2 separate regions of the Homo sapiens genome follow, and region 1 is linked to region 2. A link is an interaction called in ENCODE POLR2A ChIA-PET data of the cell type or tissue named here. Cell type or tissue: Caco-2. All regions are shown on one strand. Each heading gives the region's core, and the rest is flanking DNA. Links, peaks and the distances in the headings are about the cores only.

Region 1 (10,242 bases), core at 2,635-7,634, 290 kb before region 2:
CTGCTAAATACTTTCCATACATTGTCGTTAGTTCTCATAATAACTTGATGGAGATTTAGGAAACATTTCGAGGTAAAGGAATTGAGGGTCAGGTGGGCTGCTGTAGCAGAGCATGCAGACTTTGCACAAATTACTGAAAGTTGTCCCTCAGGTGGACTGTGCCAGGTACTGGGCTTGGTGGAGATTATGTAGGCTGGATTGTGCCTCCATGCCTGCCTCCTTGATTGGTACCTTAGCCAAGGGCTCAGACTGCATGACAGCTGATGGCTCTGAAGAGTGAGCAAGGGGCTGAGAACTTGGCAGAGCCTTTCAGCTAGGAAATGGCAGAGCTGGAATTCCAAGCCAGGTCTGCTGATTCTGGAGCCAGTTGTCATAAACCACTGTGGAGGGGAGAAAGCTGTATGCCTGTCAGAAGCATCCGGTGTAGCCTCGACCATCCTGAGGCTTGTCTTTGGAAGTGGTCCTGCGAAGACAAGGTGGCTGTCCATCAACACCGCAAGAGGAATCCCCCAGTGGGTGGAGGGAGAGTGGGCTTGATGACCCTGAAGTATCCCCTCCCTGATTCCGAGACCCTGTCTTACATGTGAGGCCATCTGTCAAAACTTAATGTCTTAAAATATGACATTTTCCCTGTACAATCTTTTCCTTTTGCTAATTTAAAATCGACTCCATCCTCTCCTTCCATTCTCTAGCCCTTGGTGAAAAGGCAGAGGCCGGCCTCAAGCCACGTGCAGCCTCACAAGTGGTCATTGTAGGCTTGTGGGTGACCTAGTCCCATGTCAGGAGCCCTCCTCGGGGGCAGGCACTGGTTTTTCATCTTTCTGTGCTTGCTCACACTTGAGCGTCAGCACATTCCAGAACCTACCTCAACCGTAATCACGGCACAGATGTCGTTTGACTTCAGTTGTTGGGGGCTGGGGTGCAAATGGCAAGAATTCTGCAGCAGCCTTCCAGCGTTGGATTCCTGTCTGGGGCCAGGATGACCTTGGGCCAAGCGAGTGGCTCCCTTGGCTCTCTGAAAAAGAAATCTCTGCCTGGCTGTTCCCATCACTTCTCACGGACAGTAATGCTAGCAGCTGTGCTGATGGTAACAGTAACACAGTGAGCCCCAGTTACTGACAGGCAATGCCACTGCTGCCTCACCCTTACCATTTACCATGTGCCTGGGCTGAGTGCTCTAAAGGCATTTGCCTGTTGAATCCTCACAACGACCCTTTGAGGTGGGTACCAGCATTCTTATATTGCAGATGAGAAAACTGTCTCTTAAGAGAGTTCTGAGTAAGATATTTTGAGGGAGGAGGGTGATGTCATTATTTTCTTTGCTCTTTAATAAAGAGTATACTTCTTGTAAGTCTAAAGCAGAGGTTCTCAACTAGAGGTAATTTTTGTCCTCCAGGGACATTTGGCAATGTCTGGAGACATTTTTGGTTGTCACAATTTGGAGAGGGAGTTTGCCACCAGCATCTCGTGGGTAGAGGCCAGGGATGCTGTGCTGTTCAACACCTTGTGATGCACAGGACCTCCTGCAACAAAGAATTATCTGTCCCCAAATGTTAATAGTGCAAGGTTGAGATTCTCTGATCTAGGCCGGGTGGCTCCTGCCTCTAATCCCAGCACTTTGGGAGGCCGAGGTGGGCAAATCACTTGAGGTCAGAAGTTCGAGATTCTCTGATCTAAAGAGAAGACAAAATCATATTCAGCCTTTTGTCCAGTTTGGTATCGTTAACTCCTGCTCAAATCCTGCTTGTGGTCGTTGGTGCAGTTCCCATCTATTTCTGGTTGTCTTTCTACTGAGCACGTGGAAGCATTGCACTCTCCTACCTTCTTCAGTTAGGTGTGGATGTGTGACTTGTTTTGACCAGTGAACTATGAGCAGAAAGAAACATGACATTAAAGTGGGGAAACTTTTAGTGCTCATGTGATTTGCCACATTCCTTCCTCCTACCCTCTCGTGCTCCTAGATGGTGGAGGCGCCGTCAGCCTAGTCCTGGTGTAAGGAGGTGCGGGTCGGAGCTCCTAGTCAACTCACGATGAACACGTAGTATGAATGAGAGGTAACCTCTGTTGTTTATACTACTGGGATTTGGGAGTTGTTTGTTACCATGGCATAGCCTATGCAATCCTGACAGATGTACTCTAAGAAGAACAAAACAAGAAGTTGGCATTTGGATTAGGCAGGTGGGTATCTGGATACTGTGGATAAAAGCCCAAGCATCCAGTATTTTATGGGTTGTTTCCTATAGTGAAGATGTTGTGCTTGGCCCCGTGGGAAGTATAGAGACCCTGGCAGGTTGCTTCATAGAAGAAATGGAAGGGAGTTTAAAAGATGAGTCTCTGAGGTCTGGAGAGGTTTAATGACTTACCCAAACATCTGTGAAGGCACCTGCCGGGATCCAGCAGCTGTGCCCAGCCTGGCTCTGTGAGGCTGGTCCGCAGTCAGCCGGCCATTCTTACCCACCTCAGTCAGTGGTTTCAACTCAGTTGCAGGTCTGTGAATATTTCCAGGGCAAAGTCTGTCTTTACCTTCCCAGGGCCTCTCGCAGGCTGTGGCACAGTCACGTTTGTTGAGTGAGTTGGGATATGGGGGGGAGAAGGCAGACAGTGAGCAGTGCCATGATGGGGTGCAGCTGTGGGGTTTGAGGGTTCCGGGGAAAGAGATGACCTGAGGAGGCCGGCAGAGACCCTGGAGCCTGCTTGAAGGGTGGGTACAGACGGGGATGGGGCCTGGGCAGGGAGAAGGGCTGGACATTTCTCACTTCTCTCTGAGTTTCACATGGGCAGGAAGCACCGCAGTCCTGAGGGACTCCATGAGGGAGGAGCACTGTGGCGGGGGGATGCCTTCCCTGAGAGGACATCCCTGCCGCCATCTGCCTGAGCAGATGCTGCCTTACCTGAGTAGCACGTGCCCTTGGGAGGGCTGCTCCTTTGCAGGAAGTGCACTGAAGGCTCATGAATTATGCTCATCTCCTTCAGCGGCTTGGAGAATAATGATTTAGTGCCAGGAGCCGGCTTATCCTGGCCCAGAGCCAGAGCTGTTCCCAGCAGCACAGAGCAAAGTCAGCTTGACTTACACTCCCAGGTGCCTCAGTGTTCCTGTCTATAAAACGGGCATAATCTGGAAAGCTCTGCCTGTCTTCCACTAAGGTAAGCATGTGGGAGGGCTCTGTCCCATAAAGCCAGGGAAAGATGCCCTTATGGGTCAGAAAGGGATGGTTCAGATCTTCAGGGAACTCTTACCTTGAGAGGGATTGGGACGGGAGCCCTGGGACAGCTCTGATAGCACCTGTGGAATCAGTACCTGCTGACTATGGCCACGGGCTATGACACTTCAGGAGGATAGTCCGTTTGAATCCTCTGGGAGCTGGCCAGTGAGAGGGAGCTGTTCTCTCACCTCCTGGTTCTGGGTGCTCCCAGACCGAGGGGTTGACCTGAACTCGTTGTGGGCTCTACAGTGCAACCCGTTTGCCCCTGAGATGGCCATCCCCCAGGGTCCACAGGCCTGCGCATGCATGCTTCCTGTGACTCTGCCCCTTCTCTGTCCTCATTAACCCAGGAGGGATTAGTTCTTCATCCAAGAAGGTGCCTGCCTGCAGTCTCCACCTGAGCTGGGTGATTTGCTCGGATGCAGGCAGCAGAGGTTTGTTATTAGTGCTCTAAGAGAGGCAATACGGCAAACAGCCCTGCTCTGGAGCCAGACTGCTTGGGTTTGAATCCCAGCTTTGCCACTCCCTGGCTGTGTGGTCTTGAGCAAGCTGCGATCTCCCTGTGATTCAGTTGCTTTATCAGTAAAATGGGGATGGTAGCAGTATCTCCCTCAGGAGAGTTATTGTGCGTCTTAAATAAGTTAGTGTAATTACCATAGGCAGAATGCTTATACCAGTGCTGGCATATCATACACATGTTTGCTGTTAATATTTTTTGTTGATGTTTCTTCCATTTTGTACCAGGTATTGGTGTCACCAAGGGGTTGCCATCAACCATGCTTCCAGTTGGTTCTTTGATAGAAACAGTGTATGTGTTTTCAATCTTACTTGAAGCACCGTGGTTCTAGTCTCAGCCCACCCACTATGGGGGAGCATGGGGCATCAGACCTCAGGGGTGACCAGGATGGCTTGTGCATAGTTGATGTTCTTGGTACTTTTCTCATTTTTTTCTTTTCCTAGAAGATAGCCTTTAAAAAACGATGCATTGCCTACACACCATAAGAATGTAAAAACAACTGGTTCAGGGCCCCCACCTAACCAAACTTTTCATATTTCTATGCTCCCTCTTTGTCCTTGTCTGCAGGTGGATATGTATCTGATTCACCTCCTCTGCCCCAAAAACACCACGGGAAGGCAATAGTGTAGTAATAAGGTCGGTTTTGGGTTTTGGAGTCTGAGGGGCTTTGGCTCAGTGTGGCCTTGGCCCCTTGCTGGCTGGACCATCTTGCTTAAGTGAATTTTAGTTTGAGGAACCTCACCCTCACTTTCTCTCGTAGCATGGGAATAATACTACCCTAACTCATGACTCCACTGCAATAATTACAAGAGGTAGTTTAGGTAAACATTCTAGCTCGATGTGGTTGTTTAACAAAGCGTAGTTTTTATTATTAGTTGTAGATGTTCACTGTAGAGTTTTTAAGCACTGCCTGATACTCGATTATGTGGATGTAGTTGGATTTGTCCAACCTGTGTCTGGGGTTGCACATTTCGGTGATTTCCACCTCCCCTTCTTGGTCATCTCTGGAGAGAGCAGACTTGCGGGCCGGCAGCTGGGAGTCCCCTGGAGTCTTCCCTTTGCAGTTGGTAACTTGGTGTTCTTGGGGATTTGTCCAGCCTTTATCTCCCATCTCCCCCTCCCACCCCCTCCTCCCACCCCCAAGCTGCATTTTTCTGTGGTGCGAGTGTTGGTTCAGCTCCCTAGGGGATGCTTTGGGCTCCGCAGGTGTCATGAGTCATGGAAACCCCCAGCCCTGCCCAAGCCTGAGGAAGACCGAGGGGAAAGCTTTTTCATAGCCTGACAAACAGGTATTTCCTGTCAGCCCCCAGCTGTCAGAGAAGTTGGTCCCTCTGGTAATTCAGAGAGAAGAGCCGCACACATGCCAGCCTCCCACCCCTCAAATCTCGGGATCTGATGAAAAAGGTCAGCTGCACTGTCTAGAACTTTCTGCAATAATTGAAATGTTCATTCTGCTTTTTCCAATGCGGTAGCCATCAGCCACATGTGGCTTCTCAGCACTGAGGCTGTGGCTAGTCCTAGTCGGGGTGTGCAGTGTAAAAATGCTTGGTGGATTCAGAAGACAATATGAACAAAAGAATGTAAAAGATCTCTTTAGGCTGGGCAAGGTGGCTCATGCCTATAATTCCAGCACTTTGGGAGGCCGAGGCAGGCAGATTACGAGGTCAGGAATTCAAGACCAGCCTGGCCAACATGGTGAAACCCCGTCTCTACTAAAAATACAAAAATTAGCCAGGCCTGGTGGCAGGGGCCTGTAATCCCAGCTACTGGGGAGGCTGAGGCAGAAGAATTGCTTGAACCCGGGAGGTGGAGGTTGCAGTGAGCCAAGATCATGCCACTGCACTCTAGCCTGGGTGTCAGAGCAAGACTTTGTCTCGAAGGAAAAAATATATATATTTTTAATGTTTTATATTTATTTTTGTATGTTTTGTGTGATTATGTGTTGAAGTGATATTTTGGGTATGTTTGATTAAATAAAATAGATCATTAAAATCTTTATTGTTTGGCTTTTTTTTTTTTTTTTTTTTTTTTTTTTTTGAGACAGAATTTCACTCCTGTTGCCCAGGCTAGAGTGCAATGGTGCGATCTTGGCTCACCGTAACCTCCACCTCCCGGGTTCAAGTGATTCTTCTGCCTTAGCCTCCCCAGTAGCTGGGATTACAGGCATGAGCCACCACGCCTGGCTAATTTGTATTTTTAGTAGAGAAAGGGTTTCTCCATGTTGGTCAGGCTGATCTCGAACTCCCAACCTCAGGTGATCCACCTGCGTCAGCGTCCCAAAGTGCTGGGATTACAGGTGTGAGCTACTGTGCCTGGCCTTTGTTTGGCTTTTAATATGGCTACTAGAACATACCAAGTACATCTCTTGGATAGTCTTATTCTAGAGCGTGTAGCCTGGCAGCTGCTGTCCTGCCCTAGAAGGGGCTATCTTGGCTTCAGAGGGGAGAAATGAAACCCATCTGGGTACCTCCCTAATCTCCCACGTGCCCCCAGTCTCCTGCTCCCCAACCTGCCACCTTGATTACAAAGGAGCAAGTGCCCTGGGCAGTGTTCACTGTGGCAGCCACCCTGCTAATACATTACTCTGGGGTCTTGGGTCAGCAAGTTAGGTTACTGAGGGAGCTTCTGTTGGGGTGGAGTGGCTTGTTAGGGTGGACTTTGGAGGCGTGGACATGGGTTTGAATGTGTCTAACTGGACAGAGGAAGCCATGAGCCCTGTGTGGAATCCTGGCTCTGAGCAGTTAGAATAATGGTTATCATTGACTGGGTGCCTATGGCCTGCCAAGCCCTATGCTGGGAACTTTTATCATCCCTCTGAATCCTCCCACTGACCTGGAAGGTGCTGTGATGTCCATTTTGCAGATGAGGATCATCAAGGGCCTAAGTTGTAACATACTAGCCTGGAGTCCTGCTATTTGTAAGTGGCAGGAGCTTGTAGTGAAGCCCCTCTCTGACTCAAGATCATGCTCTTTGCCCCACATCACTCCTCTCTGGGCTTATTGCCTCTTCTCTCCAACCCTCAGTTTCCTGATGAAAACAAAGGGGACTGGACACTTGCTCACAGGAGGTGCAGGAAGGGCAGGGACAAACACAGGCTTGAGATTCAGCCTGTCTTCACTGGGCCCTCTTTCCTAGGTTTGGGCCTGAATTTTTTTTATTTATTTATTTATTTATTTATTTATTTATTTATTGAGGTAGAGTCTTGCTCTGTTGCCCAGGCTGGAGTGCAATGGCGTGATCTCGGCTCATTGTAACCTCCACCTCCCGGGTTCAAGTGATTCTCCTGCCTCAGCCACCCAAGTAGCTGGGATTACAGATGCCTGCCACCATGCCTGGCTAACTTTTTGTATTTTTAGTAGAGATAGGGTTTCACCATGTTGGCCAGGCTGGTTTCAAACTCTTGACCTCAGGTGATCCACCCACCTTGACCTCCCAAAGTGCTGGGATTACAGGCATGAGCCACCGTTCCCAGCCTGGGCCTGAAGTTTGAACAGACCCAGCAGAGAAGCCAGGTGCAGAGGGTTTGGGCAGCCAGGCCTGATGCTCCAGTGGATCCTCTGCAGAGTGAGCAAGGAAAGAACAGTTTCCTACATTCCAGGCATTTTTCTGCAACCCTGCTTCCTAGGCCAAGTGGCTTTTAAATACCAAATAAATATTAAAGAAGCCAGAGCAGTCTGGGTGCAGTGGCTCATGCCTGTAATCCTAGCACTTTGGGAGGCTGAGTCAGGAGGATCTTTTTTTTTTGTTTTTTTGAGACAGAGTTTCGCTTTGTTGCCCAGGCTGGGGTGCAGTGGTGCGATCTTGGCTCACTGCAAGCTCTGCCTCCCGGGTTCACGCCATTCTCCTGCCTCAGCCTCCCGGGTAGCTGGGACTACAGGCACCTGCCACCACGCCCGGCTATTTTTTGTATTTTTAGGAGAGACGGGGTTTCACCATGTTAGTCAGGATGGTCTTGATCTCCTGACCTCGTGATCTGCCCACCTCGGCCTCCCAAAGTGCTAGGATTACAGGCGTGAGCCACCACGCCTGGCGACTCAGGAGGATCTTTTGAACCCAGGAGTTTGAGGCCAGCCTGGGCTACACAGGGAGAGTTTGTCTCTAGTTTAAAACAAACAAACAACAACAAAAAACAAAATAGCTGGATGTGGTTGTGCATGCTTATAGTCCCAGCTACTTAGGAGGCTGAGGTTGGAGGATTGCCTGAGCCCAGGAACTTGAGGCTGCAGTGAGTTGTGTTTGTGCCATTGCACTCCAGCCTGGGCAACAGAACAAGACCCTGTCTCAAAAAATAAATAAATAAAATAAAAGCCAGAGCCCTTCATTGTGTGTGAGAGGCCACGTTGGGCGAGCAGGGGCAATACCCAGCCTTGGCTTTAATCTCCTTACCTAGAGGTGGGCAGACTTGGCTCAGAGGTAGTGGAGTTCATCATATAATCCTAGTTTTGGGGGCCTGAGGAGGGTAGTACCCTAAGTGCCAGCACTTCACCTTGTCCCTCCTCTTGGCACTTGGGAACTGGGGAATCTCTCTCTTCACACAAGTTCACCTGGGCCCTGCCTCAAAGCTTGCTGCACCTTGTCCGGAGAGAACCTTTCTGGTTTTCCCTTTTTCCATGGACTTCTGATCCTTTCTTCTGAGGGCCGTGAGTTGTGGCAGAACCAAGACTCTGGAAAAACCATCCCTGATTAGACTGGGAAGGTGGCGGTGCTGCCCCACCAGGGCTCTTCCTGACCGTGGTTATCCCAGTGACCTCTGGCACGTCACTTCACCTCAATGAGCCTCAGTTTCCCTCATCTCTAAAAGGGAGTGTTGGTGGTGATAAAACTTATTCACTGAAGAGTTATAAGGACCGAGTGAGTAGACGTAAAAAGGCTTGGTTGCCAATAAAGCATGAGGTACCAGCATGAGTGGTCATTTTGTGTAGTTTAATGGATGGTTTTTAGACACGATGAAATTGGAAAGAGTGTGGGAGCTAGAGAGAAATCTAAGTCCTAACACCGAAGAGCTGAGTGGCCTTAGCTTAAGGTAATTTAGGTAACTTAACCTCCCCAAGCCTCAGTGCCATCGTCTGTGAAATAGGGCATTTGAGAGGATTTGAGTGAGGCTGCACTGCCGTCCGTTCAGAGCAGATGCTCTCTTGCTGGTTCATTTTTCCAAATGCATGGGTTGGGGGTATGATGTGCTTGGCAGAAGCCTACCAAGAATGCTTATCTAATGTCTTTTAAAAGTGTACAGATAACCATTTCCTGGCTCAATTCTCTGCAGCAAATGCACTTTGATCCTCCTCTGAGCATCCCGCATTGCCTGCCAGGCACCCTTCTGAGCCAGAGTTATCTTGGTATGGAGCGCCGTACCACCCAGGAGCCATGTAGCATGTTCCCCATTCCTTGATTCTCACAACTGTCTTGAGAGCAGGGAGAAAGCTATTATCCCCATCTGAGAAGACAGAGTCTCAGAAGGTGGGGATGAGCCTGCCTGTGCACACTGCACACAGCTCTTGGAAAAACAGTCTAGAAGCTCTAAAAACACCTTTTCTGTCCACTTCCTCTGCTGTTTACTTCTTTCTTAGGAAAAAAGTGAGAAGGGTGAGGAGTTTCCTGGCTAGAGATTCTAGTGCATCTTGCTCCTGCAGAATGTTTGGCTGTGAAGAGGTAGGCCAAGAAACGTGGGGACGCCTGGCTGGGGCTGGAACACTGGCAGGCAGCTGACTGGACTGTCATGACATCTCAGAGCCAGAAGCCTCTTACCTTTCTTCCAGTCTGAGTGCTCTGGAGGTGCACTTGCTCACCAGTGTGGAGAGGTAGAAGGCTGGGAGAGTGTGGAGGGTGGGTGCTGCTGCGCATTGAGGGCTGTCTGTACTTGGCTGGGAAGAAACTGAACAGTGCCAGAAGGTAGGGAGGGGGAGCATTGTTGGTCACTTGGAATCTGGAACTGAGAAAGACAAGAAAACAGCCTGCTCTCTGGAGCAGTTAGACCCCACTCAGGAGGGGCCTGTGGAGCGTTGGGCCAAGTTTCCTGCAGGACCTGGGGCGAGGTGGGAGTGGGATGCTTCTGGGCTGGCAGGGCTGGGCTGTGGCTCCATGGCTGAGGTATCTGCATAGGGAGAATGTGTGATTTAGAGGCAGCTTGGTCAGCTTAGGAAATGGAGGTTCCTGAGGCAAACCTTTTCAGTGCCCAAGCAGGGTTGCCTAGGTGAGGGGGCTCTCAGGGTCAGACTCCTCTGCATCCCGTCTCACCGGCGAGACCGTTGGTGTGATGAGCTGCAAGCATCCAGGTTTGTTTGCTTCCTGCCACACGTGGCAATTCTTAAAACTAGTTTTTGGTGTTAGGATAAGCACACCCGACAAACATCTGCTGAAGTGTAAGCTTGCTCATCAGGGAGAATACTCTGATTGATGTGGACTTTCTAGGATAGCAGAGCCCAAGTGGCTTTGTGCAATTGATAGTAGTCATGTGTATGTTAAGTTAGCTTGAGCCGACTCTTCAGGGCTGGAGTAGACCAGATCCTGAACCCCTTATCCCCT
Region 2 (5,000 bases), core at 1-5,000:
GATAGCTTGTCGTCCTCCCCATCTGATCAGGGTCCTCATCCTCCATCCTCCCCCAGGCGATGTCTGATCACCTTAGCCTGTCCTAAGCAAGAATCCTGTTAGGTTGGGTGAGGCAGAATTCCCCCTATGCCTGAAGTTTTTCTTGGTAATTTTCCATCCACAGACCCCACCCTGATCCTTGGCTATAAATTCCCACTTGCTCCTGCTGTATTTGGATTTGGGCCCAATCTCTCTCCTCCACTGCCAGACCCCACTGCAGTAGGTCCCTGTACCTATTGAGATGGTCCTAAATAAAGACTTCCATACTGTTCTTTAACAAGTATCATTGAATACTTTTTTCTTTAACACACCTGGTCTAGACTGGTGTGGCCTGCCAGAAAAAAACAAAACAAAACAAAACAAAACAAAACAAAAATATATATATATATGGCAATCTGGATATTCAGAACAGATAAGCCATGGCTGAGCAGTCACCATGGGGCTGCTTCAATAGGAAGATGTATGGGGGATGGGGTCCCCAGGGGACAACTGCCCCTCTTGCTCTTTTGCCATTCCCCCTCACCCCAGCACCCACCCTGCACCCATTCTTGCTTCCTCTCACTTACTTCTGGAAGTAGAGTTGGACAATTTCAGAAGCTTCAGACCAGAAACATCTACAGTACTGTTTAGATTGAGAAGCAATGTCTTTGTACATTTAACATAATCATTTTACCCCATATATTAAAAAGTATCACTTTTAAAAGTTGGCTAAAAATCCACTCTACAGATGGGCCACGATTAGCCTGGTCCCATTGTCCATGGCTGGATGTTAGACTGTGTCTAGTTTTGCCCTCATATAAATAATGCCTTAAACTGTATACACAGTCTGATGCTGGCTGTGTGTGTGTGTGTGCGTACAAGCACAGAAAAACACCTCGAGGGAATGTTAGTAAATGTTAACAGTGACTAGCATTAAGTGATAAGATCATAGGCAATTTAACTTTTCTTATACTTTTCCACATCTTCCAACTTTTTACAGTGACAATGAATTCCTTTCATAATTGGACAATTCTTTAAATTTGAAAAATGAATAAACAAAGTTTTGCCCAAGTCCCCTCCCACACCATTTCTTCTGGCTGGCTGCTGGGAGACAGGGTGACAGGGTGACCAGACTCCAGGTGAGCACCTTCAGAATCTGGACACTTCTTTCCAAATTATCACATTGTTGATTCTGACCCCGCAGACGCTCGTGCAATTTGACTAAACCCACAGCTGTGCGGGGTCCTGAGGACCCTCAAGGACCTGCATTCAAAGAGAGTGCTGGCAGCTGGGCGCGGTGGCTGACACCTGTCATCTCAGCACTTTGGAAGGCCGAGGTGGGCGGATCACTCGAGCCCAGGAGTTCAAGACCAGCCTGGGCAACATGGTGAAACCCTATCTCTACAAAAAAAAAAAAAAAAAAAAAAAGGTGCCAAGTGTGTGGTGATGCGCGCCTGTAGTCCCAGCTACTCAGGAGGCTAAGGTGGGAGGATCACCTGAGCCCTGGAGGTGGAGGCTACGGTGAACCGAGACGGCGCCACTGTCGCCTGGGTGACAGAGTGAGACCCTATCAAAAAAAGGGGTCGGGGGCGTGGGGAGTGCTGTGAGTGTGGTGGCTTGCTTAGACCCAGAACTTTCTACAAGCCCTTGACCAGCCGAGCCGGTCACAGCTGCAGACTGTGGCTTGCCTGGGCTGACCTGGGGGCCAGATTCCCCTGCGGTTCCGACGCCTCCCTGCCTGTTTACCTCGCCTTACACCAAGAGTGGTGGTGGGGACAGATGGGGAGGGTGGGGGGGATGGCGCCCTGGGAAATGGATCTCATTTGTGAAACAAGAACCTCCTTGCTCTCTTAACCATATTTGATCCAAAGAGTGTAGCAACTTTCAACCCCAGTGCTGAAAAATTTCAAAAGCTCCCAAGTGCTGAAACATTCGCAGCGCAACTGAACCCGCATAGACGCCTCTCATAGTGCATGGGGGGTTTCTCTGGGCCGCCTGGGCTCCTGAATTGCGACCTCTCAAGCGTTCTAAAAGAGGAAAACGCTTTTAGTAAACCCTCAGGAATCCCACAGAGCGCACATCCCCGCCCTCCGATTTCTCCCAGAGAGAGATGGGGCCCCGCCCGGGCTCGGAGCCCACCGCTTCCCTCCCAGGGCGGACTTCGGCCCGCGGGGTACCTGGCTCTGCGCGGGCAGCAGTCAGGCTTCGGCCGGAGGATCCTGCAGAGCAGCCTGCACAGCCGGGGCCCGGCGGCCTCGCACGCCGCGCCCAGCCCCTCGCGCATGGCCCGGCTCCTTAGGCGCAGCTCCGCTGGCTCCACGCGCCTCCCAGCGCCCGCGCTTTATCGCTCGGAGCCTGCAGCCCCCGCCCCGGGGGCGGGGCGAGCCGAGCAGCGGCGGGGGCTCTTCACCCACGCGATGTCCCGGGCCGAGCTGCCCCTCCTTCCCTGCCTTCCCCGGCGATCCCGGGACCCAAGCACCCAGGGGCCCGCAGCCGGCGTCTGCCGCGGAGTTTGGATGGCACTGGACTGTGTCTGGGCTAAGATGCCCGGGTCGTGTTGGGCCTCGTGTTTGTTTATTCCCCATAAAATCGCAATAAAGCTTATGATAATTACCACCATTGCGCGGTGCTTTCTAGTTTACAGAGCAAATTTCCTTTCTGTCATTTCGTCCAGTCTCGTTAAGCAGACAGCTCTACGTTGTCATCTCCACTTTATTGAGGCATTAGCTGGGGCCAGAGAGATTAAGGATCTTGTCCAGGGCCACACAGCAGCCCCAGGACCACAGCCCAGCCTAAGCTCACACCACCTCACAAGGCTGTCCCGGGAAGTGTTATATTACTTGTTACATACAGCATGTTCTGTGCGATTCCAGAAAAGAAACCAAAGAAAGCACTGGGTTAGGGGTGACTTCTAGTAGGAATATTGCAGGAGGGATCGTAAGCCCCTTCCGGTGCCTTGCAGGCCCCTTGTCCTTGCTACCTGGACTGCGCAGAGCCTCCTGACTTTGCTCCGCCTGTAAGGTGCTCCTTATCTCAAGCAAGATAACAGGTAGGGTCCAGACCCAGATGGGGCAGCAGCCCTGGACCTCAACATGCAGGGGGCCCTTCTGGCAGTATGCAAGCACATTAAATCCCGAACCCCAGTTAAAGCAGAATGAAAGAGGGCACATATTTATTTCTAGCCAACTGCAGCCCAGCAAGCAACACATAGCTCGACTTGGTTCTGAATTCCATGTGTCTTCACCTAGATGCTCCCACATTTGCCTTTGTCCCTAAAATACACACATGCGTACACACACACGCGCACACACACACACACACACACACACACACACACCATGCTCATTTCCTAATTGTTTACGAAGGTATAGAATCACCAGTCACTTAGAATAGGCTCTTGGTTTCATGACACCTGAACAGATTAGAAAATTACTTTTTAAAATCAAAATATATTCATTGGCTCTCATTGCTTTCAGGATGAAATCCCCTTTGCACGGCTGCTTCCTCTTCCAGTAACATCACCCCTCCCTCACCTGAGTGGATGTTGCACTCTGGGTGGACCCACCTCCTCCCCCCAACTCCTCCCCACACTACAGCCTGCCCAGGCACCTCTGCAGTCTCCCCAGCAGAGGCCTCTAGCACGGTCCCAGTACACCCACAACTACGACCTCCTGTCTACACTCCATCCCACCTACTCCTGACACAATTTCTCCAACTCGCATTCTTCATGTACGTCTCCCAAACCAGCGAGGAAGACATCCGTTTCCCCGTTTCCTTCCTGACAGCAGGAACTGGGTCATTTTTCTCTGTCTCTTGAACAGTGCAGCACACAGTAGGCCCTCTGGGAGAGCACAGATAGTGTAGATGTTATGAGTTTGGACTTGACTCAAACCTTAGCTCCACTATTTTCCAGGAATTGACCTCCAGTAAGTCACTCAATCTTGTAAAACAAGGATAATAGTTCCTGTCTCATTATTGACACAGTACTAAGGACCTTATAAATGTTATCTATTGTTTTTAGCAGTGGTGTATGTAAGTAATAAGTGGCTCAAACAATTCACTGATGAGCAGAAGGGTTTCATTGATATCTTAACTCCCAGCACAGAGCCAGGGGAGTGGGCATCTGCATGTACTCGTCAATGGAATGTGACATGCCCAGGACACAAAGGTGGCAGCCCCATGCAGGGGTCCCTCTGGACTGCCTGGATCTGAATCCCAGCTCTGTCATTTGCTAATTATGAGATCTTGAAAATTACTTTAACTTTCTGGGCTTCAGGGTCCTCATCTTTAAAATGGGATAACTAAAATTCCTTCCTTGTGGATCGTTGGGAGAGTTGAATGAATTGATGTGTGATATTTTTTTCTTCATCCCCTCTTCTATCTGACTGGATCCTTTCCGCCAGCCCACCCCAGCATGAAGAGGAGGGGGAAAAACATGGTCAAGTTAGCTGGTTTGTCACATGTCCACTGCAGCTCAGGGCCCTCCCTGGAGTCTGAACTCATATTTCCTGAATGGTCCAAAGACACAAGTCAGCCCCCAAAGACATAGGGATAACTGGCAATGCTATTAGAGGGTGTGGGGATGAGGGTTAAAGGCTGCAGCCAACACCGTAAGGGTTTTGGGAGATTCAGGGTGATCCGGAAAGACAGCAGATAGATCACTAGGGCCCAGAGTTCGAGGGCAGCCTGGACAACAGAGCAAGATTCTCAGCTTTAAAAGAGAGAGAGAAAGAGAGAAAAGAAAAGGAAAGAAAAAAGAAGCCTAGGTGCGGTGGCTCACACCTGTAATAGCACTTTGGGAGGCCAAGGCAGGAGAATTGCTTGAGGTCAGGGGTTCGAGACCAGCCTGGCCAATATGGTGAAACACCGTCTCTACTAAAAATACAAAAATTAACCAGGCGTGGTGGCACATGCCTGTAGTCCCAGCTACTCAGGAGGCTGAGGTGGGAGAATCGCTTGAACCTGGCAGGTGGAGGTTGCAG

What was found. ChIA-PET counts read pairs that join two places held together with the same protein. Peaks named below come from ENCODE experiments on the same cell type or tissue, not always from the same donor. Only the 100,000 strongest peaks of a DNase experiment are listed, where the experiment ranks them.
Region 1: POLR2A ChIA-PET joins it to region 2 with 15 read pairs; 1 of 35 experiments calls an interaction of 5 or more read pairs at or near these places.

Annotation. Positions count from the first base shown.
Region 1 is chr17:27,501,837-27,512,078 of GRCh38, forward strand. The region is part of intron 1 of KSR1 (kinase suppressor of ras 1); the gene reads left to right. Among named protein-coding and RNA genes, the nearest start is that of KSR1, 51 kb to the left of the region's middle. RefSeq lists enhancers at 1,951-3,150, 2,347-2,641, 4,536-5,133, 4,837-5,046, 9,735-10,242. In Caco-2, for the core only: no CTCF peak of the experiment used is centred there; DNase peaks (open chromatin) are centred at 4,945 and 7,255.
Region 2 is chr17:27,791,393-27,796,392 of GRCh38, forward strand. All of the region lies in intron 2 of NOS2 (nitric oxide synthase 2), which reads right to left. Among named protein-coding and RNA genes, the nearest start is that of NOS2, 6.6 kb to the right of the region's middle. In Caco-2, for the core only: no CTCF peak of the experiment used is centred there; DNase peaks (open chromatin) are centred at 2,369, 3,029 and 3,619; H3K4me3 peaks cover 1,287 bases.